Linked DNA regions of Mus musculus: all the other regions are linked to region 3. Evidence: chromatin loops called from intact Hi-C (ENCODE). Cell type or tissue: left cerebral cortex. All regions are shown on one strand. Each heading gives the region's core, and the rest is flanking DNA. Links, peaks and the distances in the headings are about the cores only. Region 1 overlaps Shc3 (src homology 2 domain-containing transforming protein C3). Region 2 overlaps Shc3 (src homology 2 domain-containing transforming protein C3). Region 3 holds the start of Shc3 (src homology 2 domain-containing transforming protein C3).

Evidence for each region. Hi-C counts contacts between places; a loop is a spot of excess contacts. Peaks named below come from ENCODE experiments on the same cell type or tissue, not always from the same donor. Only the 100,000 strongest peaks of a DNase experiment are listed, where the experiment ranks them.
Region 1: a loop joins it to region 3, with 1.9 times the contacts of the local background. A loop is called at or near these places in 2 of 42 quality-filtered maps.
Region 2: it touches region 3 in a loop (2.1-fold over the local background); 2 of 42 quality-filtered maps call a loop at or near these places.

The regions. Positions count from the first base shown.
Region 1 is chr13:51,475,465-51,485,568 of GRCm38, reverse strand. Shc3 (src homology 2 domain-containing transforming protein C3) reads left to right here. Exons shown (of 12, transcript NM_009167.5): 3 at 2,624-2,687; 4 at 5,351-5,470. Among named protein-coding and RNA genes, the nearest start is that of Gm32834, 62 kb to the right of the region's middle. In left cerebral cortex, for the core only: no CTCF peak of the experiment used is centred there; DNase peaks (open chromatin) are centred at 5,592 and 8,684.
Region 2 is chr13:51,487,348-51,497,451 of GRCm38, reverse strand. The region is part of intron 2 of Shc3 (src homology 2 domain-containing transforming protein C3); the gene reads left to right. Among named protein-coding and RNA genes, the nearest start is that of Gm32834, 74 kb to the right of the region's middle. In left cerebral cortex, for the core only: no CTCF peak of the experiment used is centred there; a DNase peak (open chromatin) is centred at 5,725.
Region 3 is chr13:51,560,826-51,570,929 of GRCm38, reverse strand. It overlaps Shc3 (src homology 2 domain-containing transforming protein C3), which reads left to right and starts at 1,479. Exons shown (of 12, transcript NM_009167.5): 1 at 1,479-3,959. The coding sequence starts at 3,486. In left cerebral cortex, for the core only: a CTCF peak has its summit at 4,457; DNase peaks (open chromatin) are centred at 4,391, 4,740, 5,091, 5,875 and 6 more places; H3K4me3 peaks cover 5,943 bases; H3K27ac peaks cover 4,140 bases.

The DNA of each region.
Region 1 (10,104 bases), core at 709-8,708, 85 kb after region 3:
TGCCATCCCAAACATCTGCTCAGGTTCGCTTTTCCAGGTCAGGATGACTCATACCGTGTAGGCTTCCTGGCGTCCAAACTGTCAAAGACTCATTTTTCTTCCCCGTCTCCACAATGCATTGAATGGCAAACATGAAGCCCGCCTGCATGGTCCCTGCCCTAATTTGACAAGGACGTCTCCTGAAGCAGCCACACTGAGACCATGGTTATTTTTCAACTAGACGGTAGACATTAATTGTGAGGAGTATTCTGTTTGGGGAAACTGGTTGGCTGTCTCTAAGGAGCTATTTTCCTCTTGTTCATTCAGCCCATCTCTTGTGCCCGTTGGTTTATTTTTCTGTGTTCTTGCGGTCTTTTCTCTTTCTCCATGTGGGAGTTGAGGTGTGTTCCTGGCTCCTTTAGGCATTCCTCACTTCAAACTGCCTTCAGCTGTTCTCCCAGTCATTTCTTTTTTCTTTTTTTTTTCCATTTTTTATTAGGTATTTAGCTCATTTACATTTCCAATGCTATACCAAAAGTCCCCCATACCCACCCACCCCCACTCCCCTACCCACCCACTCCCCCTTTTTGACCCTGGCGTTCCCCTGTACTGGGGCATATAAAGTTTGCGTGTCCAATGGGCCTCTCTTTCCAGTGATGGCCGACTAGGCCATCTTTTGATACATATGCAGCTAGAGTCAAGAGCTCCGGGGTACTACTGGTTAGTTCATAATGTTGTTCCACCTATAGGGTTGCAGATCCCTTTAGCTCCTTGGGTACTTTCTCTAGCTCCTCCATTGGGAGCCCTGTGATCCATCCATTAGCTGACTGTGAGCATCCACTTCTGTGTTTGCTAGGCCCCGGCATAGTCTCACAAGAGACAGCTACATCTGGGTCCTTTCAATAAAATCTTGCTAGTGTATGCAATGGTGTCAGCGTTTGGATGCTGATTATGGGGTGGATCCCTGGATATGGCAGTCTCTACATGGTCCATCCTTTCATCTCAGCTCCAAACTTTGTCTCTGTAACTCCTTCCATGGGTGTTTTGTTCCCAATTCTAAGGAGGGGCATAGTGTCCACACTTCAGTCTTCATTCTTCTTGAGTTTCATGTGTTTAGCAAATTGTATCTTATATCTTGGGTATCCTAGGTTTGGGGCTAATATCCACTTATCAGTGAGTACATATTGTGTGAGTTCCTTTGTGAATGTGTTACCTCACTCAGGATGATGCCCTCCAGGTCCATCCATTTGGCTAGGAATTTCATAAATTCATTCTTTTTAATAGCTGAGTAGTACTCCATTGTGTAGATGTACCACATTTTCTGTATCCATTCCTCTGTTGAGGGGCATCTGGGTTCTTTCCAGCTTCTGGCTATTATAAATAAGGCTGCTATGAACATAGTGGAGCATGTGTCCTTCTTACCAGTTGGGGCATCTTCTGGATCTCCCAGTCATTTCTTACTTCCCGAGAGTCACAGGGTTGAGCCTGACACACCTGATTTGGACCTCCGCAGCCTCCTTGCCTGGACTTTTCTTTATTCCCAGTTCTCCAGCCCTTACTGGATGAGACCTGCACATGGGATTCCTGCCCTGCTGGAGCCTATGCGTGTTCTTTATACAAGGGCACTCTCATCCCTCAGTGAGGACAGTGCCTGGCATAGCAAACTTCTCAACCAATACTGTTCTGCGCACCTGCCCTGGGCATAGACCCTTGTACCGCAGAATTCCTTTACTCTTCATGCCTCTGGGCTTTTGTGACTCAGCAGTTCCTCAACTCTTAAGCCCACTGTAATTTAAAATTATTATAGGAAATATACTGAACCTAGAGAATATGCTAGAACATGCTAGCTTAGCAGCAGAGGACTTGAGTATTGGCAGTTTCTTCTGGTGATCATGGTGCAGACTGTGAGGTGAGGGTTAATGCTGCTGTATTCATTTATTTTTATTTTTTGAGACAGCGTCTCATGTGGTCTCAAACTCGCCATTAGGTGAGGATGCCCTTGAACCTCTCTGATCCTCCTATCCCTACCTCTAGAGTGCTAGGATTATTGCTATGCACTACCAAACCTGGTTTTGTGGGGTGCTAGGGATAGAATCCAGGGCTTCAGAAGTGTTAGGGTAGCACTCTACCAACTGGGCTGTAGCCCCAGCTGACTGTATTTAAAATGGAAGACGTTAGGAGTCCGACAGTGAGAATCATGTTTCCTCTGGTGACATTTGAACTTACTTCGGAAGGGACCTCTATGAGCTGTGGTGGCTGGATAGGTTAGGTCCTGGTAATCTGTCCAAGATAGGATGTTGCTAAAGACGTGATTGACAGAGTAAAAGAAAATGTTGGGGAGAGTTCATATCAGGTGCTGATTTTTAAAAACGAAATGTTAGTTAAGTTCAGAAAAGGGGAAAACAAAATGCGGCATTGATCATCATATGACCACACTAGGGAAGAGAGAGAATGTGGCGAAAGTTTTAAGATGCCCTGCCTGTGCTTGGTTTAATTCTGCTTGTCGGAGAGACACACTTGGAGGGCCAATTTTCTATGCTAAAATAAGCAGGCAGTTATTGCCCCTGGACCTCTGAGTGCGGACTCTCCGAGTTACATAACTCTGATTGGCATGTAATAAAAGTGAATTTCTCCCTGCCCTTAGGGAAGCCATCAGCCGTGTCTGCGAAGCTGTGCCAGGTGCCAAAGGAGCCCTCAAGAAGAGAAAGGTACGGTCACCCTCACTGTCACGTCTGTGACCTCCTGCGTGTGTCTCAGGGCCATCCTCCGTGTCTCCACCCACATAACTGTCCACTGTGTTCTTACATGACCTGGGGCATTTTTGTCATTCCTTAAGGTAAACCACCCAACGAAAGCTAAGACACTGTCTCTCTGTGTGTCTCTCTCAAGGTTGTAGATACCCACAGTGGCTTAAACCCTGGAGACAATGATAACAATGAACACCTGGCTAAGCATCCCCGAATCCCATTACATACATGAGTTCATGTACCCCTAACCACTCATGGGCCTGCCACCTAAGTGGTAAATGCTAGCAAATGTTTAACAACTGGATCCTGGAGTTGTGAGAGGGAGGCAGGACACTGAGTTCGTAACAATGCCAACTACTATAGTGTAAATATTTTCCCGTGGCTGACTCAAGCTTTCAATGCAAGGTCCCTGGAAAGACCCATATAGCTATTACTGTGTTGTATTTTGCCCAAGCACAGCAGATGGGGCCCGAAGAGCACAGGTTTACACAGCGTGAAACCAGGTAGCCAGTATTTGCTGTTTTAGATGCCATTTAATGCAGTTGTGACTTTGTATAAACTAACTTTCAATAATAGTTGTGCTTAGTGGTCAGCTCATAGCATTTCTAAAGATGGGACGCTTAGCTTTCCTGAGCCGGCTCAGCTGCGTCACTGGAAGTCCCCATGCTGTAGATGATGGAACTTGAGGCTCTGGGCTGAGAAGCCACGACGTGGATAGGAGCTGGGGCTACGGTCAAGCCAGATCACCTGCTCCAGAGGCAGATGTTCAGCTATACTTCTAGAATGTTCCATCCTGAATATGGCTGGATTAGGAGGGGAAAATATCTGGGGGTTGGGGAGAAAACTCAGCTGGTAAAGCGCTTGTTGCATAATGTGAGTTTGGATCCCCAGTTATCCATGTGAAATGCCTGACTTGGCAGCACATGCCTGCAGTCCCTGTGCTAGAGAAACAGAGGCAGGCTGGTCCTGGGGCTCACTGGTCAGTCAGGGTTGCAGAATTGGTATACTTCAGGTTCCATGACTCTGTCTCCAAGTATGAGGTAGAGAGTTTTAGAGGAAGACACCTAATGACCTTTAGTCTCACGTGCTTGCACACATCTGCACCTGTACTCTCTCTCTTACACACACACACACACACACACACACACACACACACACTCACTCACTCTATCTCTATCTCTCTCTCTATCTCTCTCTCTATCTCTATCTCTCTCTATCTCTATCTATATATATCACTACAAAAAAGAAGAAGAAAACATTGAATTAAGCTGTCTCTCTCATTAAGTATCTAAGAAAGAAATAGTTCAGCAGCCACAATCATAACTTTTACCCACCTAGAAGGGATTTGTGGGGAAGCCTACCACATAGAGCCTTATATCTGCCCCAGTCTGAGCTTTCAGATTCCAGATAGCTTTGTCTCCAAGTCACTTCTGTCTTTAGAACTGGGAACATTCATGAACCTATAGGGCAACTGGGCCTAGGGCACAGAACTTGGCAGCTGATGTTATGTGATGGTCAGTCCCTGGGAACCAAGCAAAGCTCTAGAATCTTGAATACAGAAAGCAAGGTGCCCCCCTGGAAACAGCAAGGAAGACCACCATCTCTAAGAGGAAGTGTTCCTAACAAGTCTTGTGGTTCCCTTGCATTTCTCTTGGTGGGAAGAGATGGAGGTAAAGGCTGCTTTCCAGACTGTACCCCAGATGCACTTGACCCGACTCTTGCACAGGGGAGATGAGTTCTCTAAAAGGCTCTTTTGAAGCATCAAGTAAAAAGAAAAAGAAGAAAATAAATTGGCAGGGATACTAAAGGAAATAGCATCTATCTGGGAGCAAAGAGCTGAGGTTTGGGTCGGCCAAACCATGGCAACCCGGAGGTAAGTTCAGCAGGATGTATTCTTTTGAAGTAGAAGCTTTCCATTAAACTTTGTCTTTTGAGACAGGTCATTGGCTGGGCAGGCACCCTAAACTGCAAATCCATTCTGATTGGTTCATTAACTAGGCTACTCCCCACTGAGTGGTTGGTATACCAGGCCAGCGGGTCTGCGTCTGGCCTCTTATCTGAGTCACAGGAACATCCTGTGGTCTGAGCTTCTGCAGAGGGATGCGACCTTCTGTTTCCCAGCTCCACTTTAGACAGCCTCAGCTGCTGCACTGTTTCTCCTACTGGATTAAAGAACTGTGCGTCTGATTAGGAACTCTTTGGCATAGTGATCAGAGGACGTTCTAGCCAAACGGAAAGCGTGGGTTGGCCCTGGAGGACACAGGAAAGGCTTTAGCATGTGCCTAGGGATCCAGGAGAAGGTGACTGGCTGGACACTGGAGCTCTCTGATACTCCCATAAGGACTTTCTGACATGTGATGGAGACACCAAGCCTGCCTGCGTGGTTTCTGGAGGTTTACATCAAAGGGATCTGTGAGACGCCAGCATTATAGTCAAGGCAGCCAGGAAGACAAGGAGTTCTCCCCCAGAGTTTACATCTTAGATCTTTTACAGTTTTATAACTCATATTCCTGAATGTGCATAGACTGAGAGTCTGGGGCTGGGGTATACTGGCATCTCAGCCTTTGCCCTTTCAGACACAGAGTCTGCATCAAAAGCTAATCTCTCCCCCTTGGATTTCACAGCCGCCGAGTAAGATGCTGTCCAGCATCCTGGGGAAGAGCAACCTCCAGTTCGCAGGGATGAGCATCTCCCTGACCATCTCCACCGCCAGCCTGAATCTGCGCACTCCTGACTCCAAACAGGTGTGTGGCTGCCCAAGGTAGACATCCCAGGGCCTTCCGGCTCAGAGCTGACTGAGTAGCCCATGCGGAACCTGCTTGGCCGAACCTTGAACTTGAGCCAACTTGACAGTGTGCCCACTGATGAATGAGTGGTTCTCTGGAATTCTGCTCTAAATGGTGGCTGTTGGTGTGCTTGTAACCAAGAAACGGTGATGTGGTTGCAAACGTCCTGGCATCTGCCCTTGTTTTATAGCCATGCGTTATTGGTTTTATGGGCCACATTTTAATCTTATCCTGCTTGAGGTAGACAGCATGCTGTGGTTTAATAGGCAGGAGTTTTCTTCCTCTTAGCATCTTAGGTTGGAGTCTCTTATAGTCCCTCCTGTCTCAGGGTTGATGGGCTGGCATACTTGCAGTGTAGACAGGTGGAGACCCAGGCTACACAACCACACTTATAAAGGCAAATTTCAGGTAGGGTGGCTGTGTTTCTGTGTGATATCTATCTATCTATCTATCTATCTATCTATCTATCTATCTATCTATCTATCTATCTATCTATCTATCTATCTATTTCTGTGTGATGACTGTGTTTTAGGCCTATCTATATATCTTCTATCTATCTATCTATCTATCTATCTATCTATCTATCTATCTATCTATCTATCTATCTATCTATCTATTTCTGTGTGATGACTGTGTTTTAGGCCTATCTATATATCTTCTATCTATCTATCTATCTATCTATCTATCTATCTATCTATCTATCTATCTATCTATCTATTTCTGTGTGATGACTGTGTTTTAGGCCTATCTATATATCTACCACCTATCTCTCTCTCTATCTCTATCTATCTATCTATCTATCTATCTATCTATCTATCTATCTATCTATCTATCTATCTATTTCTGTGTGATGACTGTGTTTTAGGCCTCTCTATATATCTACCATCTATCTATCTATCTATCTATCTATCTATCTATCTACCTACCTACCTACCTACCTACCTACCTATCTACCTACCTACCTACCTACCAAAAAAAACCCAAGATGTAGAGACCAATTAGATCTAATGTAGAACCGAATCGGGGCTCTTTTGAGACATAACTGACCACATCTCCTCATGCTACCTCTTTGTCTTCCAGAGTGCCACAGATTACCCTTTTCTATCAGTTTTCTAAGGGTTGGACTAACCAGTTCTCGAGGCTGTGGATTTGAGATATCTAGTCAGCCTAGCCTTGCACTGGCTGTCTTAAGTTGAACCCCAGCTGTTCATGGAGGCTGGCCCACAAGGCTCTAGGTAGCCATGCAAACTGGAACCTGGCCTCTGTGACACAAGGGCCATTCATTTCCAGGGGTCCCTAGGCTATAACTCTCCACCCTTCTTGCTCATTCTCCACTTAATGAAAGAACAAGCCCAGTAAGGATAATGCTAAGACAGCCAGTTCCGAGGCCCTGTTCTACCTTGGATGGTCTAGGTAGGGTCTACTTAGGTGTCTACGTCTCACCCCTGTCATGTGTTAGGTGTGTCTAAATGTAGCTTTTCCACACCCAGGGGGTGTGAGTTAGGGGATACAGGAACAGTTCACAGCATATGGCTGTGTCTTTCCCGTATCCTGAGTTCAGGTCCCCAGTGCAGCAAATAGAGAAAGCAAGGCCCCCACCTCTTCCACCCAGGGAGCAGACAAACAGCAGTGTTGAGTGCTGAGGTCTGAGCAGAGGGCTGGAGTGAATCTCTTATAGGAGAAACAAGTGCTGAGCAGAGCACTAGGCTAAGACTTCTTATCCACCTTTCTCCCTCTTGGGTACTTGGAGCGGTGAGAGGCAAGCAAGACAGTGATCGCACATCCAGTTGACTATGTGTGTGGCTTATGTATGTGTCTGTGTATGTGTGCATGTGTGTGAGGGGGTTATATAGCATGTGCATAGAGTGTGTGACATGTGTGTTTGTGGTGTATGTATGTGTGGTGTATAGTACGTGTGTGTGCTGTATGTGTGTGTGCTATGTTTATGCTGTTTGTGTATGCAGTATGGTGTGTGTGTGTGTTATGTGTGTGCTGTTTGTGTATGTGGTATAATGTGTGTGTGTGTGAAGTGTATATAGTACGTGTGTGTGGTGTATGTGTGTCCTATGTCTGTGTTGTTTGTGTCTCTGGTATGGCATGTGTCTGTGTGTATGTATGTGTCATGTGTGTGCTGCTTTTGTGTGTGGTATGGTGTGTATAATGTGTGTGAGTTGTGTGAGCATGTGTGTATGTGTAAACAGGATGATAACCTCAGCTGAAGATTGTCAGACATCTTCCACTTTGATTTTTGAAACAGAGTCTCTCATTGTTCTGGAGTTCACACATTTGCCAAGACTGCCTGGCCAGTGGGCCCCTGAAACCCTCCTTTCTTTACCTCCCCAGTGCTGGGATTACAGGCTACAGTCCTAGTTTTTCACATCTTCCGGGGGATCAAACTCAGGTCCTCACATGCAAGTGTGGCAAGCAATTTATCAGCTGAGCCATCTCCTCAGACCTTGGAGGTGTTTTATGAGAAAAATTAAATAAATAAAAGTTAAACACACAAAAAATCAATTATGCAGCATTAGACACTTAACTCCGGGCATGGCAGGGCACACATGTAATCCAAGTGATAAGGACTCCAAGTCAGGAGAATCACAAGTTCAAGGCCAGCCTTATCAACATGAATTCTAGTCTAGCATGGGCTACAGGAAGCCCTGTCTCAACTGCCACCCCCAAGAGAACAAAATCCTGGCTTACGGCTGGGGATTCTGTTGACTTATCATTCCTTCTGGAGCTGCTTGCCCACCGGTAGCCGGACTCTAGAGCAACCATCATTAGCTCCGTAGCCTCCCGGTGGCCTCGCTGCTCCCTATTCTCCTGAAATCTCAGGTTTCTCTAGATGAGGTTTTACAAATGTCAACATGCAGAGTCAGCATTTTAAAATATTTAAAAATTGGACCCTATAATGATATGTTATTTTCGAGTTTTACAGGAATACGTATTCTATCTGGTGCCTTCTGACTGGGGACAAGGACAGAGGACACTGCTCAGAGATAAGCCTGGCTGTGTCGGGATGGAGCTGGGAGCTCTTTTCCACACAGGAACTCTTCTTCAATGTCGTTACATTGTCTTTAAAAAGATAAAAATAGCACAGAGGACTTACGTAGCTTTTAGAATTTAGGGCAGCTCTTAATTCACTCGGTGTCTACTGAATTCCACAGATGCTACAGCTTATAAACCGGATGGAAAATTTCCGTTTTAAGATGAATGTGGAAGAGCCCCTGGTCTTTAAGCCAGGGTTTTAATTTTCGGATGCTGGCCTTCTAACTTATACATATGTAATATGAATGGGATGGAGGGAAACAAACCATGCTTCCCCATCTTGCTTCTGCTGTTTGGGGAAGCAAAAACTGCAAGTTGTAACATTGTACTACAATATAGTTCCTTCTGTGTGTGTGTGTGTGTGTGTGTGTGTGTGTGTGTGTGTACACCAATGTGTCTTAGTCAGGGTTTCTATTTCTGTACAAACATGGTGACCAAGAAGCAAGTTGGGGAGGAAAGGGTTTATTCAGCTTACATTTCCACATCGCTGTTCATCACCAAAGGAAGTCAGGACTGGAACTCAAGCAGGTCAGGAAGCAGGACCTGATGCAGAGGCCATGGGGGGATGTTACTTACTGGCTTGCTTCCCCTGGCTTGCTAAGTTTGCTTTCTTATAGAACCCAGGACTACCAGCCCAGGGATGACACCACCCACAATGGACTCTTCCCCCTTGATCACTAATTGAGAAAATGCCTTACAGCTGGATCTCATGGAGGCATTTCCTCAAGGGAGGCTCCTTTCTCTGTGATAACTCCAACTTGTGTCAACTTGACACACAAAACCAGTTAGCACAGTGTGTGTGTACACATATGTGTTGTATATGTTTGTGTGAGGACATGTACATATGTGTGCATACATGTGGAGGTCACAGGTCAACCTGCATTGTCTTTGATCAGGCAGTGTCTGAGGGTTGTTCAATGGTCTGAAGTCCCCTCATTCAGCTAAGATACCTACCTGTCTCTAGTACCAAGATTGTAGCCACTCTACTGAGTTCTTTTCTATGTGGGTTGTAGGGATTGAACTCAGGTCCCCCCTACTTTTTTTTCCCAAATTTTTATTAGGTATTGTCTTCATTTAAATTTCAAATGCTATCCCGAAAGTCCCCTATACCCTCCCCTCCCCGCTCCCCTACCCACCCACTTCCACTTCTTGGCCCTGGTGTTCCCCTGTACGGAGGCATATAAAGTTTGCAAGACCAAGGGACCTCTCTTCCCAATGATGGCCAACTAGACCATCTTCTGCTACCTATTCAGCTAGAGACACAAGCTCTGGGGGTACTGGTTAGTTCATATTGTTGTTCCATCTATAGGGTTGCAGACCCCTTCAGCTCCTTGGGTACTTTCTTTAGCTCCTCCATTGGGTGCCCTGTGTTCCATCCAATAGCTGACTGTGAGCATCCACTTCTGTGTTTGCCAGACACTGGCATAGCCTCACAAGAGACAGCTATATCAGGGTCCTTTCAGCAAAATCTTGCTGGCGTATGCAATGGTGTCTGCATTTGGTGGCTGATTATGGGATGGATCCCCGGGTGCAGCAGTCTCTAGATG
Region 2 (10,104 bases), core at 1,275-9,274, 74 kb after region 3:
TGATGTGTATATGATCTGTGTATATGTGTATATATGATGTGTGTATATATGATGTGTGTGATGTGGATATGTATGATGTGTGTGTGATATGTGTATATATGATGTGTGTATGTATATATGTGTGTGTGATGTGTGTATGTGATGTATGTGTATGAAGTGTGTATGTATGAAGTATGTATGTGCATGCATGTGCTGTATGTAGTGTGTGTGTGTGTGTTTGTGTGTGTGTGTGCGTGTGTGCGTGTGTTGAGTTAGCCACATGAGGTGCCCCTTTGCTTCTGTTCTCACAGCATCTGGGGACACCTGACCTTCCACAGCATGAGAAATAATTACAGGTGATTGTTTATGGGCTGGAGCTGTGGCTCAGTTGGTAGAGCATGTGCCAAGAATATATAAGACTATAGTGCCATCCCCAGCAGAAGGTATAGAAGCCCAAATTCATCTAGTTACATGGGTTTGATGACAGCTGGGGTACATGAGGGTTTCTCTCAAAAATGAAGAACAGATGTTTACATCTGGCCTGGCATATTGTCAGAGGGACATTTTATTCCTACCCACATTCTTTTCCTACCCATCATAGATCTGTGGGTTAGTCAGTGATGGGAAGAAGCCCAGAGCTACCCAGTGGTCTGCAGCCTGGTGATCCTGGGAAGGATTAGAACTTAGAATCCTCTGGGAGGATTATGAATGAGTCCACACTCCCCACCCACACAGTACATGTTCATTCAACCACATACGTGGTAGACTGAAGATGTTCAGGGCAGCCTCATCTTGTAGGGGTTTGTTTCTTGTGGGGCTGGACCCACCCACTGCCTGTGTCAGTGGGAGGAGAAAGGGCTTTTATCTGTTGAGGTTGGGTGTCCTCTGAGTTTGGAGATGTTTGTCAGACCCCCAACCTCTACCCATGAGATCATGAGATGCCATGATCTCCCTGCCAACATTATGACAAACCAAAGTTGTCCTCGGGTTTTTTTTTCTAGTGTCCAGAGCCTCAGAAGGTTGCTTTAGGCTAATCCCCATGCCCTTGCAATGAATTAATTTATCATAAAAGAAATACATGCGGGAGCTGGAGGCATAGCTCAGAGGTTAAGAGTGTCTTGCTTTGTCGGGAAGACCTGAGCGTCGTTCCCAGCACGCACACCTTGCAACTCACTTGTGCAAGAAGAAAGGATCTTCTGGCCACTTCTGGGCTTAGAAGGCACCTCCACACACTCATGTGTGCACACTCACAAGACACAAAAAAGCAGATTCACAGTCTCTGTCCTCCTTGCGACTGGCTTTCACTTTCTATAGAGTCCTTGTGTTATAGGCATGGTGTCCTGTGTGTCATACCTCCCTTCCTTTGTAAATCAGGTATGGTTTCACTGCCTGTGTCTGCCATTCCAGGCCTCTTCAGCTGTTGGATAGTTGGGTTCTTTCCAACGTTTGGCTGGTGTGAGTGAAGCCTCTGGGAGGATGGGTGTGCAGACACCTGGGCAACCCCCCGCGGCCCCCCCCCCCCCCCCGCTGCCTTTGGTGCTTAGGGATCCTGTGAGAATTCTACGTCTGATCTTTTCAGGAGCTGCGTGTTTTTCCCGAAGCAGTCACATGTTTCACTTTCCCTCAAACCCACAGGCAAGGCTTTGAGTTTTCCCCATTACCATCTCCCTGTGCTGGTTTAGAGGCTAGCCACCTGATGGGAATGAGGTATGATCTCCTGGTGGCCTCTGCAGGAAATCTCCTTTGCATTCATAGTATGACTTCATGGTCCCAAAGTCCCTTTGCACGTGAGTTGGACATTGATGTCTGGGTAGTGAGGCTTTGCCCATCACTATAAGCCAGATGTTGTAGGCTGGACTGTATTCCATCACACACAGCTGGTGATATGAACTAGAGGTACTACCAACCCCCACTTCCCACCTGTGTGACCATAAATGGGCTCTAGTTCTCACTCAGAAAATGGAGGTCTGGTCATTTCTGTGCTGAGAGATTAGTACATGCCACCTCACAGAACAGGGCCAGGTAGCATGCCAGTCCTGAAAGCCGCTGTTGGTTTGACCACATCCTCCCTCTCTTATAACATCCTGGGTCACCAGGATGAGAGCATCACTTCCAAATGGTGCCCTCTCTGACACATTTCCTGGGCTCACATCTTTACCAGGGGAGCCAGCATTCCTGTTTTGCCTTTCCTCCCTTGCCAGGGCCTTCCCAAGCCTTCTGACAAGCTACAGACGTAGCTCTGAGGCGCAGCATTTGCACAGAGTGTGAAAGGCTCTGGAGACCCCTCGGTGTCACAGAACCAAACCACACCATTCTGGTTCTCCAAACTAGGTCGTCATAGTGTTTTTCTGCTTCAAAACAGACACTGGCTCCTCCTGATAAGGCCTGACACCCCGGTCCCACTGCCCCGTCCTCTTGAACTTGCTTTCTTTTCCCTGTTTTCTTATGGGCTTAAATATTCATTTTTTTTAATGAGCTAGCATACCTCTTGAGAGCAACAGTTGCAAGGGGCAGGCTGAGAAGAGGTTATCTTAATCACTGAAGAATTTCTACCTCAGTAAGAACATTCCCCCAGAAAGCCGTGTGAGCCTTTCCAGCCCACGATATGACCATCTCCTACAGAGCAGCCACCTCCACTGTGCTGCCCACAGCCTATGGTAGACACCCTATCCTTGAACTTACCATACATGGTGAATCCAATGTGCCATGTGTCTGCCACTTCCTCACCATCTTGTCTGTGGCCTTCCTTCCTGCCATCCCTACTCCCATACACACACACACACACACACACACACACACACACACACCATCCTCTTCAATGGCCCTGTCTTTGGTTGTGAGTGATTCTTTATTGTGCATGGAGCATCCATAGCTGTCTAAGAACAGAGTCAATTGTCTTTGGCTTTACCTGGCCTACTGGGTCTGATAGCCTGGGATGATAGCTAAGGGAACACACTGTGGGCAGTGGCCTCTGGTGTATGGGTCTGCTGTTCTCGTTGTCACCAGGAGTTTAGGAATTCAGCCTGTTCTTATTGGCCTTGTAGCACCATTGCTAATGTCAATTCTTTCTAGTTCCTTTACAGTTTTAAATTATGTATGTATGTATGTATGTATTTAGTGCGTGCGTGTGTGTGTACATGCATGTGTTATGCATACATATAGAAGCCAGTTGTAAACATTGGATGAGTGCCTCCTCTATCTCTCTGTACATTATTATTTTGAAACAGGGTCTTACAATGTTGCCCCGGTTAGCCTGAAACTTACTCTGTAGACCAGGCTGGTGGAGAACTCACAACGATCCACCTGCCTGCACTTCCTGAGTTCTGGGATTGAAGGCACATGCTGCCATACCCAGCCTTCCACCTTATCTTATGACACAAGGTCTCCCACTGAACCTGTAGCTCACTGATTAGCCTAGATTGGGATGGCAGGTGAGCCATCTCCTGTCTCTGTCTCCCCAGCTCTGGGATTTCAGGCACGTGTCCCCAGACCCAGCTTCCGCATGGGTTCAGGCCATTGATCTCACGTCCCTGTGCTTCTGCTAAAAGCATCTTACCAGCTGCTCTATTCCCAGGGCCCGCACTGGGACTTTTAATTATCTGTAATCAGATAGCCAATCCCACGCCAAGTCCCTACTGTATCTGAAGGAGACCGTTTCCTCTACCAGACGCCACACACATCCGGCTGTATTTCTGCATGTTTTATCCTATCCGCTCATGCATCTGTCTTTCATGCAAAGTGAGTTTCAGTTTGCACTCCCCCTCCCCCCTCATTTTTATTTCTTGTTAATTTTTTCCAAAATGTCTTCATGTCACTTTAAAAATTCTAAGGTACTCTGGATGGCTGGGTGCAGGTCAACGCCAGCATGAGAGCTGACTCTATGGTCTTGGTCAGTGGGCTGGACCGCCTTGTGCCTTTGCAGAAGAGTGGAATGGGCTTCGGGGTGTGTGTGAGAGAGTGGGGGGGGGCAGAAACACACCTCTCTTTTACTTCCCTCTCCCTCCCTTCTCTTCTTGACAGGGTCCATATCTGTACTGGCTAGTTTTGTGTCAACTTGACACAGCTGGAGTTATCACAGAGAAAGGAGCTTCAGTTGAGGAAATGCCTCCATAAGATCCAACTGTAAGGCATTTTCTCAATTAGTGATCAAGGGGGAAAGGCCCCTTGTGGGTGGGACCATCTCTGGGCTGGTAGTCTTGGGTTCTATAAGAGAGCAGGCTGAGCAAGCCAGGGGAAGCAAGCCAGTAAGTAACATCCCTCCATGGCCTCTGCATCAGCTCCTGCTCCCTGACCTGCTTGAGTTCCAGTCCTGACTTCCTTTGGTGATGAACAGCAGCATGCAAGTATAAGCCGAATAAACCCTTTCCTCCCCAACTTGCTTCTTGGTCATGATGTTTGTGCAGGAATAGAAACCCTGACTAAGACAATATCCCAAGCTATCCTCAAACTCAGGATGTCGCAGGGAGTGACTGTAGCAGGATTAGAACTTCTAATCCTCTCACCTTCCAGGCACCACACTCAGTTCTATGTGGTGCTGCAGATTGAAGCCAGGGCTTTGTGCATCCTAAGCAAGTGCTCTACTAACTGAGCTACCTCCCTGCTCTTGAGAAAGGCCTTTGAAGGATGTTCAGCATTGCCCTGAAAGCCAGAGGGTGGGGAACTTGCTGAATGCGCTCTTAACACTGTTTGCCCTGCTCAGTTGCATGCTATGATGCCTGGACAAGATCCCAAGTGGCTACTGGGTGCTGGCCCAGGCTGTCGTTCCCATTTGCTATGAACCTGGGGGTGGGGGTGGGGGAATGGACTGTTTACTTCCTCAGTCCAGGAGAGGCTGACTATGGGGTAATCTCCTTGGCCATCAGATGAATAGGTGAGCAAAGTGGTCAGGGGTTTCTCCCAGGGTCTGCCCCCATTCCATACTTCTGAGAACCTTAAGGACCTGAGAAAAACTGAGTTCTGGGGGATGGGTATAGACTCAGTTTGATTCCATCAATGTCACATGGTTCTAGACAGAGTGAAGAACTTTCTTTGTGTTTCAGTTCACTTTGTGTCTTGAGCATTTGAGGCCTGCTGCTCAGGAAGGAGGTGCATAAACTTGGGCTTCCTTTGCGCCCCCACTCCTAGCTTTCCTTCACCTTGAAGTACTGGGCAGATCTCAGACAGGAAGCAGTGTCAGGTGTGGCTTCCCATCATGGGGACACCACACTGCCCCCTCTTACTCTGCCTCACTCCAAGCTGCCTTCAGAGGTCACCCTCCCCAGCTTCCTGCAAAGTTTACTTGGCATTTTCTAGAATTCCATTTAAGCTCCCCTCTTGTTCCTCTCCTCCTCAGTTCAGCCAGTGGCACTTTCCCTTCTATGTCCCCAAGGAGATGCACAAATACGGACATAGGAGTCAGCGATGAGGAGGGAGCCACACAAGAGCTTTGCAGCACCCCATCACCCAGGAAACATCCTGGTATGATAGGCCAGCCCTGTAGTGGGATCAGAAAAGGGAACTAGAACTTTCCACAAGGCTACTGTTGCCTAAATAAATGTCACCCGCCTAGGATGGGTTGGAAGACTGGTCAACGTTATGTGTAAATACTGAATCACTCAGCACCTTCTCTTTTGTCATGCACATGCTGGCTGCCTCCACAGGGCTGGGCTGGGTCCACAGCTGGGATTTGTGGACTCATGGTGCTTTTGTCCCACAGCTTGGTTGTGACATGGTCCTTGCATCTCCTTGATTTATACCCTCTCTTGTCCACGCCCCCACTTATCATTTCTGACGTTTCTGGGTGCACAACTTTCTGCTGACTCATTGTAACCTCCCTTCGTCATATTAAAGTTTTTTTTTTTTTTTCAGTTGCTGAACATGATGGCTAAATTTGGTTGTCATTTTGACACATTTGGGAAAAGAGAACCTTAATTAAGGAACTGCCTCCCCCAGATTGTCCTGTGGGTATCTTTGTGGGGCATTTTTTTGACTGCTAATTGATATAGGAAGGCCCAACACACTATGGACAGTACCATCCCTAGGAAAGTGGCCTTGGGCTACATCAAATACACAGCTGGCTGTGAGTCTGGGAGCAAGCCAGTGGACATGGAAGGATGCTCCATGGTTTCTACTGCAATTTCCTACCTTGAGTTCCTTCCTTGGCTTCTATAAATGATGGATTATAACCCGTTAGCTAAAGTAAACCCTTTCCTGCCCAAGTTTCTTTGGTCAGGATATTTAGTGAAGCAACAGAAACATAACTAACACTGAGAGGTGACCAAAACCAGTAAAACTGATGATCCACAGATTTCTAGGAGTTGGTACTTTGATCTGACATATTTGGCAATGTCTTCGGGTTTATAATGGTGATATGGAGTTATTTATGAGTGATACAATCCTGACAAAGAAGTCCATCTTTAGTGAGCTAAGTGGACCACTAAAAATGTCACATATGTGATGTGGGAACCTAGAGTCTCCTTGCATTCTGCTACCCAGCCCCGAAGTGGCTGTGACCACTCCTCGGCTGCCCTGGAGAACATCAGGAGGTCTGTAGCTTGACTTCTTTGGCACCATCATCCACACAGTCTTGTGTGGAAGGCGTGGCTTCAGGGTCACAGAATTTCCCCATGAGCTATTCTTACCGGGAAGGGCAGGGCTGGAGGATACAAATTGAAGCGTGGAGACTGTTTCCCTCTGACACCAGGAAACTGTGCTACCTTCCTGTGGGTGAGCTGGGGTTTATCAGTGATGCCACCACCACCTGCCTGTTGTGTGTTTGACTTTGTTGTGTTCTCCTGGCTTGGGAAAGAGAAAACTTAGGAGTGGTTTCTATTTTGTTTGGTTTTTCAAGATTGAATCTACTTTTAATTAACGTCTCTGTGTGTGTGTGAGTGTGCGTGCGTGCGCGCATACGTGTGCATATGTGAGTGTGCACAGGGGCATGTATGTGCACATGATCAGGTATGCCCATGGAGGCCAGAGTTATTGGATTCCCTGAAGCTGGAGTTACAGGTGGTTGCAAGCCATCTTGACATGCATACCAGAAACCAAACTCTGATCCTCTGTAAAATGACTGTGCTCACTTATCTGCTGAGTCATCTCTCCAAGCCAGCGAAAACTGAGTTTCAATTCTGGTTCTGCCCTTGACTTGCTGAGAGTTTGTACAGCTCAGGCAAGGATGTCTGGAGCCAGTGGTGTACCTCTTTGTGCCCCTGTGCCTCGAAAGGTGTATGTTTTCAGTAGAGCCAGGAGGGAGGCAGGGGCTTCAGGACCCCCCTCCCAAACCTCTCAACAGCATCTCCAGCATGCGACTGAGCACTTGATCTCATCTAGTGACAGTTCTGTCTTAGACAGATATAGACACTTTAGAGGTAGAGCTTGGTTGGAGGAAGCAGGGCACTCTGGGCTGCCTTGAGGTTTTAGAACCAGACTCTGTGCTTCTTGACTGTGGATACATGACCAACTAACCTCAAGGCCTGGTCACCATGTCGTCCCTACAGCCATGGACTGTACCCCCTCAAACTATGAGTCAGAATAAGTTCTTCTCCCTTAAGTTGTGTCTGCTCAGTAATTGGTTGCAACAATGAGTCAAATAACTAATGGAGGGGGGGGGAATAAACTATCAGTCACTTTCAGTAATTCACACCTACACATGGATCTACTACTATTTTCCTCTTTTTCTTTTGAGACCGTCTTTGGGATCATATTCTGTAATCCATCAGATTATAATTGTTATAAATATATGTGGTGTTTGGAGCCAGAATTAGATAAAAGGACTTTATAATTTATATTTCATTCTCCCTCCTCCTTCCATATTCGTAATGGTTAGTTTTAATTGACAACTTAATACGATCTAGAATCACCTGGGAAAATGATCAATGGGGAGTGTCTAGATCAGCTTGATCTGAGGATATGTCTGTGGAGGTTGTCGTCTTGGTTGTGTTAATTGATGTGGGAAGACCCTGCCCACTGTGGGTGGCTCCATTCCCTGGGTTTGCATCCCTCCTTGTAGAAGAGTGGGAAACGTGAACTGAGTCGGCAGCATGCATGCATCCGTTTCTCTCTGTCTGGACTGTGGATAGGACACACTGCTTTAAGTTCCTGCCTTTTTAACTTCTCATGTGCTGTGATGTGTTTCTATACGGTAGCAAAATGGAAGCTGCACTGGCAGAATTCCTATGGGAAGGGCAAGATGGTGGAGGACAGTGGGAGAGTCTGAGTTACCCTGGTTAGCGGAGGTCTCCAATATGATCAAGGTGCCACGTGGCATAGAAAAAAAGACTGTGTCTAGTCAGGTGCTTGCAAAGGGAGTTTCCTTGTCTGATAAGGACCAGCATTGCAGGCTAGGGGACATTGTCAGCACCCTGGACAGAACTTCCCCAGGACTTCTCAGGTTCCTTCCAGGATGCTTCCCACCCACACTGCCACTGAGCTTCAGGCTCCATGCATATTGTGTCCCACCAACCCGGGACCCATATACTCATCCTGGATCCCAGGAATCCCACTCTCTGCCCCTGAGCCTCAACAGCCTCAACCTTGCCTCTGGAATCCTCCTATTCCCCCAACCCCTGTCCTGTCTCCACCTACAAGCCCTGGTGTTCCCCAGCTCTTCCTTATTTTATGATCCTATCTCATTTCAGTTCAGAATGAGCAGAAAACAAGAATCCATTTTCATTAGGATATTGGCTGCCCACATCTCAGGAGACTCTAGTTTCCTGTCCCACAGTTGTCAAGTGTCTCCTATCTTCTGCTCTACCAGGACACCCTGTTCTTTGTCTCCTCTTGATGAGGCATTCATGGACTCCTTCTACAGTGGCTTCTCCTTTTCCCATTGGTTTTTGTGTAGATGTGCCCATTGATTTTTGAGGTTTAGGTCCCCCGTGTGACCACCCATGTCATTCACAGCTACTATGATACTTACCTCAGAGTCCCGCTTGCTGGATGGAACTTGCTGAGTGGCACATGTGTAACCAAAGGGATCAAGCTGAGATGCCTCCCCCATTTTCACAAAACATTTCTCATGTCTTGCTCAAAATCTCTCTGTCCCATCTTGGCTTTGTCATTGGGATTTTGGTGTTTTGGGTTTTCTTCCTGGCTGATTTTGAGATGGTTGTCTCTTGACTAAATTTTTATTTTGATGCTATAGTTTGCACTGGTATTTCTTTCCTTTTATAATGTCTTACTCTCATATCAACCTTCCACTCAAAGATCATTAAAAACAATTCTTCCTGTGCTTCTTTAATATTTTCATTTCTTTTTTTAAAAAAACAATCACAACAGCTTCTCCTTGTGATGAACCAAGAATTGGTGATTTGCATATGAATAGCTGTCCACTCTCCACTACTGGCTCAGAGATGTCTCCAGCTGAAGTGTGTATACGTGTGTGTGTGTGTGTGTGAGAGAGAGAGAGAGAGAGAGAGAGAGAGAGACAGAGACAGAGACAGAGAGACAGAGACACAGAGACACAGAGACACAGAGAGAGAGACACAGAAAGACAGAGAGAGGCAGAGAGACAGAGACAAAGAGAAAGAAAGTACACATGTACACACGTGTGAACTTAGACTTAGCTTATTGTTGAATTTATTTCATTTTCTGTTGCCCTTTCTCCTACTTAACTACAAACTAAAGAGGGCAGAAAATTCACCCAACTGTTCCCCTATTATATTTTTATTGTTTCACTGGGAACATTTGTACAAAGTCCAGCTCTAAAGTTCTACACTGGCAAGAATAAGATCCAGCTGTGAGAGGTGTCTGCTCCATCCATGAGGATTCTGGCCTGGATAGAGGAGATGGAGATGCTGTAAACATGAAGGTTAGTGTTTTGGCCCAGCTGCCTCTGGTAGCTTTTAGAGGACTTCTGAGCCTGCCAAATGTCCCATTTTAGTATTAATGGAGCACTGAGGTCAGGATTTAGCTTCTCGAAATTGGGTTGCACCGAGCAGAATGCTAAGAAGCAATCTCTATTATTTAAAAAAAAAAAGCCAGCAAAATTGGTACCTGGGTTCCAAAGGGGATTAAATGGAATTACACAGAACTAAAATATTGCTAAATGAACAAATTGAGACAGCACTGCTCACAAAAAAAAAAAAAAAAAGCCAGGAAGGAAATTGAGAAGAGCTACATTTAAAATTAGACCTTGGAGTTAAA
Region 3 (10,104 bases), core at 642-8,641:
GGATGACAGCCATGTTTTCTTTAAAAATAGCTTTTCATTAGATGCATGTTAGAGCACATGTGTAGGGGGTCAGAGGACAACATCATCTCCACTGTGTGGCTCCTGGGGACTAAATTCCAATCATCAAGGTTGATAGCAATCTTGCTGACCCCATCTTGTTTGTTTGAAATAAGGTCTCTTCTTGGCTTAAAACTTGCTGAGGGGTTGGGCTGGCTGGCTGTGTAACACTGGGTCGTCAGCCCATTTATTTGTTTGTCTGTTAGTATTTTTGGTTTTGTTTTTTTAAATGTTGAGTTTTTGAGGATTGAATTCAGGTCCTCTTGCTTGCAAGATAAAGCATTTTACAGACTGGGCTATTGCTCCTCTACTCTGATGACCTAATCCCAGTCCTGTCCCAGAAGCCCCTCCCCTAAATGACACAGACTAAGCTTTCACCTTTTGAAAGAAAGGTGGCCAGGATTAGACTTCAACATAAGCATCCAGTGAACACGTGATAGTCACAGCATAGCGCAGACTTTGAACATGGCATCTAGAATTATCTATCCTCGTTCTCACTGGTGCCAGTTTGTTTCGAGTTGACAGCCCAGAGCTTGGGCTTTGGGGGATCATGCCTAAAATAAGCGACAGCCAGGCTCCCTAGGGCGAACAAAGGGCTCTCCTGGGACAGGCACGTGAGCAGAGTTCCCCTGCAGGGGCTGTGGAATTCCATCTGACGCATTTGGGCTCTTTAATTTATTTTCTTTTTTCCTGTACACCAAAATATTCGTATCACTTTCCAGCTAACAGCAGCTCTAGCTGTACTATATGATATTCTTGGTATATTAACGTCTAACACCAACGAGTCTAATTGTTGTATGTAAATTTACACCGCCATTCATATTTTCTCAGTCGGCTCCCTCCGTTGGCCTCATAATAGAATCCAAAGTCTCCTTGTTGGCTAAAGGGTTAAATGATGTAGCTTTGGGATCCCCTCCGCTGCTCTGGAGACTTAGCTTGCATAGGTCTTCTTTATTCCTTTATTAGGAAAGACTTCATGGGGAAGAGGCTAGCCTTTGACTGGGTCTTCTGTGTGCATTCATAATAAAAGCTGGTACATTCATGGCTGCTCTGTGAGGTAGAAGAACCAGTGAATGAAAGTTTGGGTACAGCTCACCTCCCAGAGAGTGGTCCTGCTTCACCCGGAACTGACCCGATAGTCTCCAACACCCTTATAAAACTAATTTTCCCCATCTCTCTATACCGGCTTGTTTCTTCCTCCCAGAATTTTTGTAATCAATCTGGGTGGTGTTATTTTTTTTTTTTTCTTTCTCTTTTTTTTTCCCACACTGCTGTTGGATAAAAGATCCCGCCCTTGATTGAAATGGAATCTTCCACTATTGAGCGAGCCTTTGTTGAATGAGTCATCGGCTCAGCCTCTCATTGGCTGAAGCCGCCTGAGCCCAGGGGATTGCCTGGCACCGGCTGCAAGGACCCGCTCCATTCACAGAAACGCTGGCTCGCTCGCCGGCCCTTTCATTCACACAAACAGCATCTCATTCACATTCGGTCTGTTTTTTTTTTTTTTCCTTTTTCTTTTTTTCTTTTTGTCTGCTTCTAATGAAGAAGACCACGGTTTGGGAATGGTGGGGCTGACTTGCTTCAGATTGGAGGGGGACTCCAATCACCATCGAAATCGTCCGTGGGGTGCGCATCTGCTGTTGCTATGCGAGCTAGAGGAAGGGAGAAAAGAGAGTGCGGGGTGGCTGTTCAGCTAGGGCTGCCGCGCGGTTGGAGAGCGGTGGGGACGTGTTTGCTGCGCCAGGGCGGGCCTGGCGGCTCTGCGCTTTTTCGTCCTCTGGAACCGGCCTCACTTGCACGGCCGCCACGGGTGGCTCTCCCTAAACTCCCTTCCTGGGGCTCCCAGAAAGCCTGGGAACCGCACTGCCTCCCGAGATCAGCCCTGGGCGTGAGAAGACTCAGGGTGACCTGCTAGTGTGCTAGAAGGCAAATGCATTCGCTTGCACAGAAGTTACCAGGAAACTTTGACAGCGATTGACTTCTCGGTGGTGCAGGTTATCTGTCTTAACACATGAGGCCACCTGGTAGAGGCCACCGAGGAAGGGCTCAGTGGGTCTCAGAATCTTGGTCAGACCCTCGGGGAGGCTGTCGATGTCCTATTCTCCCAAGCGTCAGGAAGAAGGCCTGTGCGTGTCACTGCAAGCCTGGGCCCGACTCGCAAGGAAGAGGCCATTCTTGCTGTGGATTTGATGGACAGTTAGAGCAGCCGCATTTTTTTTCCTGCCTGACTGCAGGGCTGCAAGCAGCAACTGAAGGGACATTGAAACGGATTGGTAATGCTACTAAGGCATGCTTCCAGGGCTGAAACACATTCACTTGGAATAAAACTCAAAACGCGGCCCTCTTTCTCTCTCTCTCTCTTTTTTTGGCATGGATTTCTGGAGCCTGTTGCCGCTCAGCAGAGATGCAGGTTTTTTTTTGAAGTAGATTTTTCAACTGAACCCTAGCTGAGTACGGCTGCTGACTGCTGTAAATTATTAGGGAAGACCCCCTCTGAGCTGTACTGAGAAGAAATTTCTGTGCTGATTTTTTTTTTTTTTCGTGAATTGGTACAGGAATTGCACCGCCACAGATACATGGCTGCTCTGCTGATCTGAACAAGAAAAGCAAACCACAGGAAACTGACAGGTTTTTTTCTTTCTTTCTTAAATATTCATCTGCTGGTGAAGGGTCCCCCCTCTTTTTTTTTTTCCTACTTAAAATTCTTGCTACTTTCCAAAATCAGGATTCATCAGGATTCGCCTTGAAGACTTCTTTAAAAGCCTTCGTCACATTTGAACGCATCCCTGTCAGACACTTCTGGGCTTCATCCACATGAGCTGAGCAAGGGAAGAGCAAGCCATTGCACGGAATAATGGGTTGCGGAAAGTTCAAGAGATCATTTGACGGGACTGGATTTACCTTTGGCACAGATGCGGGATGGGGAGGGGGTAGGTGAAAAGGCAAAGACTGGAAGGAAATATCTGCGAAGGTAGAAAAAGGAAATTTGAGAACTGATTGGCTGTAGTTGCTGTCAGCGGGTGGATGTCGTTTTCTTCTCTCTCTTTTTGCTACAGGAAGTGATTTGCGGAGCTCACCGAGCCTTTGTTGAGAAGGGTCTCCTCAGAGTGAGTCACGCTTTTGCTGGGAGCAGCCCCGTGCAGCTGGCCGCTCGCTCCATCAGCCGCAACTATGACTTTTGCAAGGCAAGCGTTCCACCCCAACCCTCGGTCTCCAGGGCCCGCGCTGCGTGGCTGCTGCTCTGCTGCCTTGTAACGGTGAAAAGGGCTCGGTCGTCGGCCTCGGCTGTCCCTCTCCGGAAAGGCTGTCCTGGGACTCGGGCTCCTCGTCCCGCTCGGGGGACCGCGGCTCGTGTGCTATGCGCGGCAGTCCGCGCCAGGGCCGGCAGCAGCAGCGCCCGGGTGGATGCGGCGAGCCCACGGAGGGGCATGCTTCCACGCACCAAGTACAACCGCTTCAGGAATGACTCGGTGACATCGGTCGATGACCTTCTCCACAGCCTGTCGGTGAGCGGCAGCGGCGGCAAGGTCTCGGCGGAGCCCGCGGCGAGCCCCTACCTGGTGTCGGGCGAGGCGCTGCGCAAGGCGCCGGACGATGGGCCCGGCAGCCTGGGCCACCTGCTCCACAAGGTGTCCCACTTGAAACTCTCCAGCTCCGGCCTGCGTGGCCTGTCGTCGGCCGCCCGGGAGCGGGCAGGAGCGCGGCTCTCGGGCAGCTGCAGCGCGCCCAGCCTGGCGGCCCCGGACGGCGGCAGCGCGACCCCCGGGTCCCGCGCCCCGGCCGCCAGCATGAGTGCCACCAGGAAGAGCCGGGCCGGCGACGAGCCACTGCCCAGGCCCCCTCGGGGCGCGCCGCACACCAGCGATCAGGTGCTGGGGCCGGGAGTCACCTATGTGGTCAAGGTGGGTAACCCGAGCACACTGCTGGGTGGGGGTCTCGGAGACAGGGTGCGGTGGGGAGGAGGAAGTCAGGGCTGGGGACAGATGTCATTCTCTGAAGCCCCAGGGTTCAGGGACAAGCCCCAGGGAACACAGACGACAGTTGGATGTGAGGAAATAAGCCCTCCTTAGCCATTCTCTTGCTCGACAGGGCAAGGAGAGAATTAGAAATGCTCTGTGTGGGGGGGAAAGGGTGAACTGTCTGGTCACCTCGCATGGAGCCTGCTTTCCCCAAGGCACCGTTGTTGAAGCATGCTTTGGTCACCTGGCTTCATCAGATGTCCCTCTCTCCCTAGAAATCCATCCCTGAGATCATGGTCTGGCCTACTTGAGGTACACTTGTCAAGCCTGGCAGCCAGCCTTCTCCCCGATGAGCGATGTCACAACTTCTGTGTCCTCCCCTGGCGGCGGGGTGGGCCATAGTTACCCCCCAGAGCAAGAGCAACCAGCTTCTAGAGGGCAGGGCAGGAGACACTGCCTTGCTTCCTATAAAAGATGGGTTCTTAGCGTCTTACCCAGAAAGATTTTCTTTGGCTCTGAACTGTTTTGGTTTACAGCCATGGGGAGCATTTGAGACTATTTTTCAGGATGATAAAAGTCTTACCTTTTCATGGACTAAAGAGGGAATGAGGTTGTGGCTCTTGGACCCACCTGAGGGAAAGGAGCTTTTCTTGTAACACAAAAAATGATAATAATTTTAAAGATCCCAACGTAATTGATAGAATCCCCGCAGCTCTCAAGCGTGCCAAGGCCTATAAGGTACCCAGCACAGCTCAGCCCATCTGCCAAGTGCTCATTTCTTCCAGCCAGACCAGCTGCAGCAGACACAGCCATGCTTTGCCCAGATGAGAGCCAGGAGAGAGACCAGGGGCTCATTTCATCGTGCCCCCCCCCCCCCAATGCTCTGCCCCAGGGCACTGCTTTTTCGGTTGAAGTAGATGCTCTCTCAGTCACCTGTGTCAACAAACCTGTGGGACAGACGTCTGGCCTGTAAGCGGTAGTTGCAGATCCAATTTAAAACTTCCATAGGACACTTCTTCAGATAAAATGTAGCATCTTGGCAGCTTGGAACCAAATTCCCTAAGGGGTGCACATTATCTTTGACTGTATAAAACGCATGTAGGGAATGTGGCCGAGGACCTCCCTCTCTTCAGCTTGCTTTTAATTGGTCCTCTCAGCTACTGAACACAAATCACATATACTGTCACTATACTTTCACAAAGGGGGCACAGATCAGCATAATATACGCACATCCTGTTGCGTGTATCTCAGGAAAGGATGACTGCTGATCATTTAACTGATACGTCCAGGGCCCAAAGGGCAAAGCCAACCCGATAAGCAAAGGAAAGCCAACACTGATAACCTCGGGATTAAACTGTGCCTGGAATGTAGTCATTACCTCTGGTAGTCTCCTAATTGCTTCTTCTGCTTGTTTCTGTTAAGCTTTTAAAAAATAGGTAAATAGAGCTTGGGTAGAGCTGTTGGGGTACGCACCCCATAGAACGTAGAGGGTTGCTTTCAAAATGAGGGACATTTTTTCAAACCCATACTTTAAAAGAACCATTTGACTTGGTGTCAGCTGTACCGGTGCCCAAACAGTAGGTCAGTGAATCTGGAATTTGAATATTCAGCCAGACAAATTAAAATGGTATTTTAGGGAGAAAAATCACTTTAATGAAGGCTTTGCCCTTGTGAGATGACGCCACAGGACCAACATAGGAAGATAAGATAGCCTGCTTAGCCTGGGATCTCTCTGTGGGGACAGTTTTGAGTTATCCCAGTGTCAGCAGCCGTATATCCAGGGCCAGAAAGCTGATTGGGTCTACTCAGAGTCTATGTGTGTCCCCAGGAAGAGGGTACAGCAGTGCCCCAGAGGCACCTACACATAGAGATGCAGGCACCAGTGACCCACACTATAGTGACCCAGTTGTTATTGGCCTGGTTGTTTATCCGCAGCTGTGAGTGTTTATGCTCCTGTGAGCATAAAGCCAGGGGTGGTTCCCCGCATCTCCGGAGAAGTTTGAGATCACACAGAAAGGAAGCCAAACAGATACTAAGGGACAATTGCAGTCCTTGTGTGCATAATCACGTGGCCCTCTGTCGGCACATGTGAGCAGATTTCCCACATTGTCATGTTGACTTCAAAACCGACTAGTTTTATTGAAAAAACCCCACAAAACTAAAAAAACTTCTTACGGTGGTGTTTATCTGATGGTGTTATTGATGAACGAAGAGTTCTTCTGGAACCTTCAAAAGCCTGCATCTTAAACCCGGAACTCAGTTCTAAAACCCTAGGGTTTAGAGTTTGTGAAAGGACTCAACTCCTTTCTATACACTTGTTTTTCTAAGTTAAAGAATGCCCCGGATGTTTTCTAGATTTCTGGAAAAATCCAGCACTGCATCATCACACCCGATCTATGAGAAGTACTTCCTGGTAGGTGGCAACTGGATGTCATATACAGGAGTGATAACTCCGACACGTCAAGTTCATCTACTTGAGAGGGCACTGTGGATACTGAAGCTGGGTGGGTTTTGATTTGTTTCTGTGGGCAGCTGCTAACGTTGAAGAAGTATGAGAAACTGGAAACTAAAAAAAGTTCCCAACCAACAGGATTCCTAGCTCCCTGCACATTTAACCCATATTTTCTGCCACCCTTGAGCCTGCTGTTAGTTTATCCCTTTCTTTCCATAAAAAAGCACCCCTCTCCCTACATGCCCAGACAGGGTCTTAGTATCCCAGGCTGGCTTTGAACTTACTATATAGTCAATGATGACCTTGAACTTCTGATCCTCCTGTCTCCCTCCACCTCTGTATGGAGATTGCAGGTGTGAGTAGCCCTGTCTGGTCCCTGGAGATCCCCTGGTGCTGGGGATCATACCTGGGGCTTCCAGCATCCTGGGTAAGCACTCTGTGGACTTAATGACAACCTGAGCCTGCTGTTCAATAAGGGTGGGTGGGGGGCTTATGCACTCTGGAGGGCTCAGCTTTAGACTTTGCCAGCCAGGTCTCAGTGGCAACACTACGTTACACCTCTGTACTGGCTAGTTTTGTGTCAACTTGACACAGCTGGAGTTACCACAGAGAAAGGAGCTTCAGTTGAGGAAATGCCTCCATGAGATCCAACTGTAAGACATTTTCTCAATTAGTGATCAAGGGGGAAAGGCCCCTTGTGGGTGGGACCATCTCTGGGCTGGTAGTCTTGGGTTCTATAAGAGAGCAGGCAGAGCAAGCCAGGTGAGGCAAGCCAGTAAAGAACATCCCTCCATGGCCTCTGCATCAGCTCCTGCTTTCTGACCTGCTTGAGTTCCAGTCCTGACTTCCTTTGTTGATGAACAGCAGTATGGAAGTGTAAGCCGAATAAACCCTTTCCTCCCCAACTTGCTTCTTGGTCATGATGTTTGTGCAGGAATAGAAACCTTGACTAAGACACCCTCTAAGTATTCCAGATACATGCTTAATTGTGGTATCATAATAGAGAATGAACAACAAGCCATGCCCCGGATAGACAGAACGGAAACCCTGACAGCTGAGAACCATGAACTGTCATGATGTGCCAATCTAAAGCTTGCTCTCTATTTGGATGTAAGGGTCGCTGGAGATGGCTGGAGATAAAGGAGAACAGTTCTGTGGCTCCCCACCTGTGTTGTGAGAGTGGCTGGCATGGGGCTCTCTCAGGCTGCTCCTTCTTCTCTTTCCTAGTTCCAGTGAGGGAGACCTTAGACAGGAAAGCTGGTCTGAGCCCGGCACCGAAGAGCCGTTGCAGACAAGCAGGTCTAAGGCCTGGTTTTGGAACTGCTTGGTGGCTGCAGAGACAACAGTTGTGGGCTGTGAGACTGTGGTCTGCATCAGGCCAGCCGCTGGCCCCAACATGGTCATCAAAAGAAAGGCTCTTTCGAACCACATTTTAAAAGGCTGAGAGGGGTTGATGTGCTGAGATGTGATCCCATTTAGGGCAGTCCCAAGTGCAAACTACCAAAATAAGATCAAACAGAGAAGAACGGCTGAGGTCCTTGCACTGAGCGGTGCACACTGTGGTGCACCCAGGGAGCTGGCAGCCTGGGCTGCTCATAGATCCTGCTGACCCCTCTGTATCAGTTTGTGCCATCATTTCTTTACTGGGGTGAAAATGATAGGGTCTCTATGGAAATGTCATTATTGGGAATTGACCCCAGGGCCACACACATGCTCAGTTAGAGTTCTACCACTGACTCCCCAGGCGTAGAGGAGGTTTTACCAACTGACAAGGAGGGAGTTTTCCTTGGTATGTTGGGACTGGTTTTCTTCTAGAGCTAAGTTTTTTTAAAAAATGCTTTTAAAATCATTTTTCTCTGGTTTATGAATCTAGTGACATCTGGAGTTTGTGAGTCATCTGTTTTATTCATTAATCTTCTATTTATCTTTATGGGTGGTTTTTATAAACTAGATTTATTCTGAAATTTATTCTTAAATTTTGACTTGACTCATCTACAATGACATCCTTTTCTTACAGCTTTATTTTTTTAGTAACTATGGGTAAAGTTCATGCAAACCCGTGCTTGCCAAGTCCTTATGAGTCCACCCAGGACCTCAGACGGTGAAACTAACTGGATTTTTGTTTTGGTTCTAGATGAGTTGAACTTTAAAGGTTGATATTTTCTCTTAAAGTTGTTTAACCACCTTGGAATGTGTAGCTTGCATGCAAATACTGCCTAAAACATTTGAACGATAGCTTTAGAAACTCTCATGACGTTGATGGTTAAGTTCTAATTTGGTCTGGAAAATGTGTTCTCTCTTATGTGACATAAGTGTTGATTTGTTAAATGAACACACTTGCCACATATCTATACTTATATCCCACTGCAAAGTACATACATGTGCCATATACCACACACATCATATACATATATACCTCATATCCTACACACACACACACACACACGCACGCATGCACGCATGCTCGCGTGCACACACATATGCACAATCTGTCTAAAGATATACTCATACCACATACACATATACAAACACACTACACCACACCACACATGAAAGCACAACTCCATACCCCATACAAGTTGTTATAACTAATTAATATACACATACACCATGCATCATATATGTGTACATCTGTACATCCCACATATACAATCACAGATATACACAAATGCCACATACCGCATATACACACCACATGCTATGTTACATACACTTATTCACACACTGTAGAGATATGCACATGCCATATATATACATACATATACTACATATTATATACATATACACCACATACCTATAGGTATACACACATGTCACATACTGCACTCAGACTCAGAGCTTACATCACATATATATGTGCCTTCCATTGAATATATATATATATATATATATATATGCTACACACTGTATCATAGATAGTACATATCACATACACATATACTGCATAGATATACACAAATGCCATATATTATACATACACATATACAGCACGTGTCACAAACATACAACCCTCACACTGCATAGATATACACATGCTGCATCTCTCTCTCACATACACACACACACACACACACACACACACACACACACACACCACATACACAGTGCTTTCATACATGCAACACATCACATATCATATATTCACACACAAGCTCCTTTCCATCTCTGCAACCCATAGGTGAACAACCAATGATATTTCAGATTGGGACAATCTTCATTCTCATTCAAAAAGCCAAATTTCTAGAAATTCCAATTATCTAGCATGTCTCGTTTATATTCATGCTTAAGAAACAAGTCACCCGGGATAAGCTATCAGTGAGACTTTGTCCTGCACAAAACAGACCTGCCTGTGCATCAGGTTTTACCTGTCCACAGATGCCTGTGCTTTGAAAGGTTGTATGATAAGTAACCTTTAAGCAAAGCCCTGGTGACAGAGAAGTTGGCTCATCTTACGAGCAGTGCTGAATTGTGGCCTTGGCATGGGTTGCCATGCATCAGTATCTGGGCTGGCTGGTGAGAGGCAGGGTAGCTCTTTACGGACTTGAATGGTCGGTTCATTTCTCTAGACTACATTGTCCTGCTTTGGAGGTTGTAACCAGGAGGCTGGACTGATAGAAATGTTGGAATCATGATTGG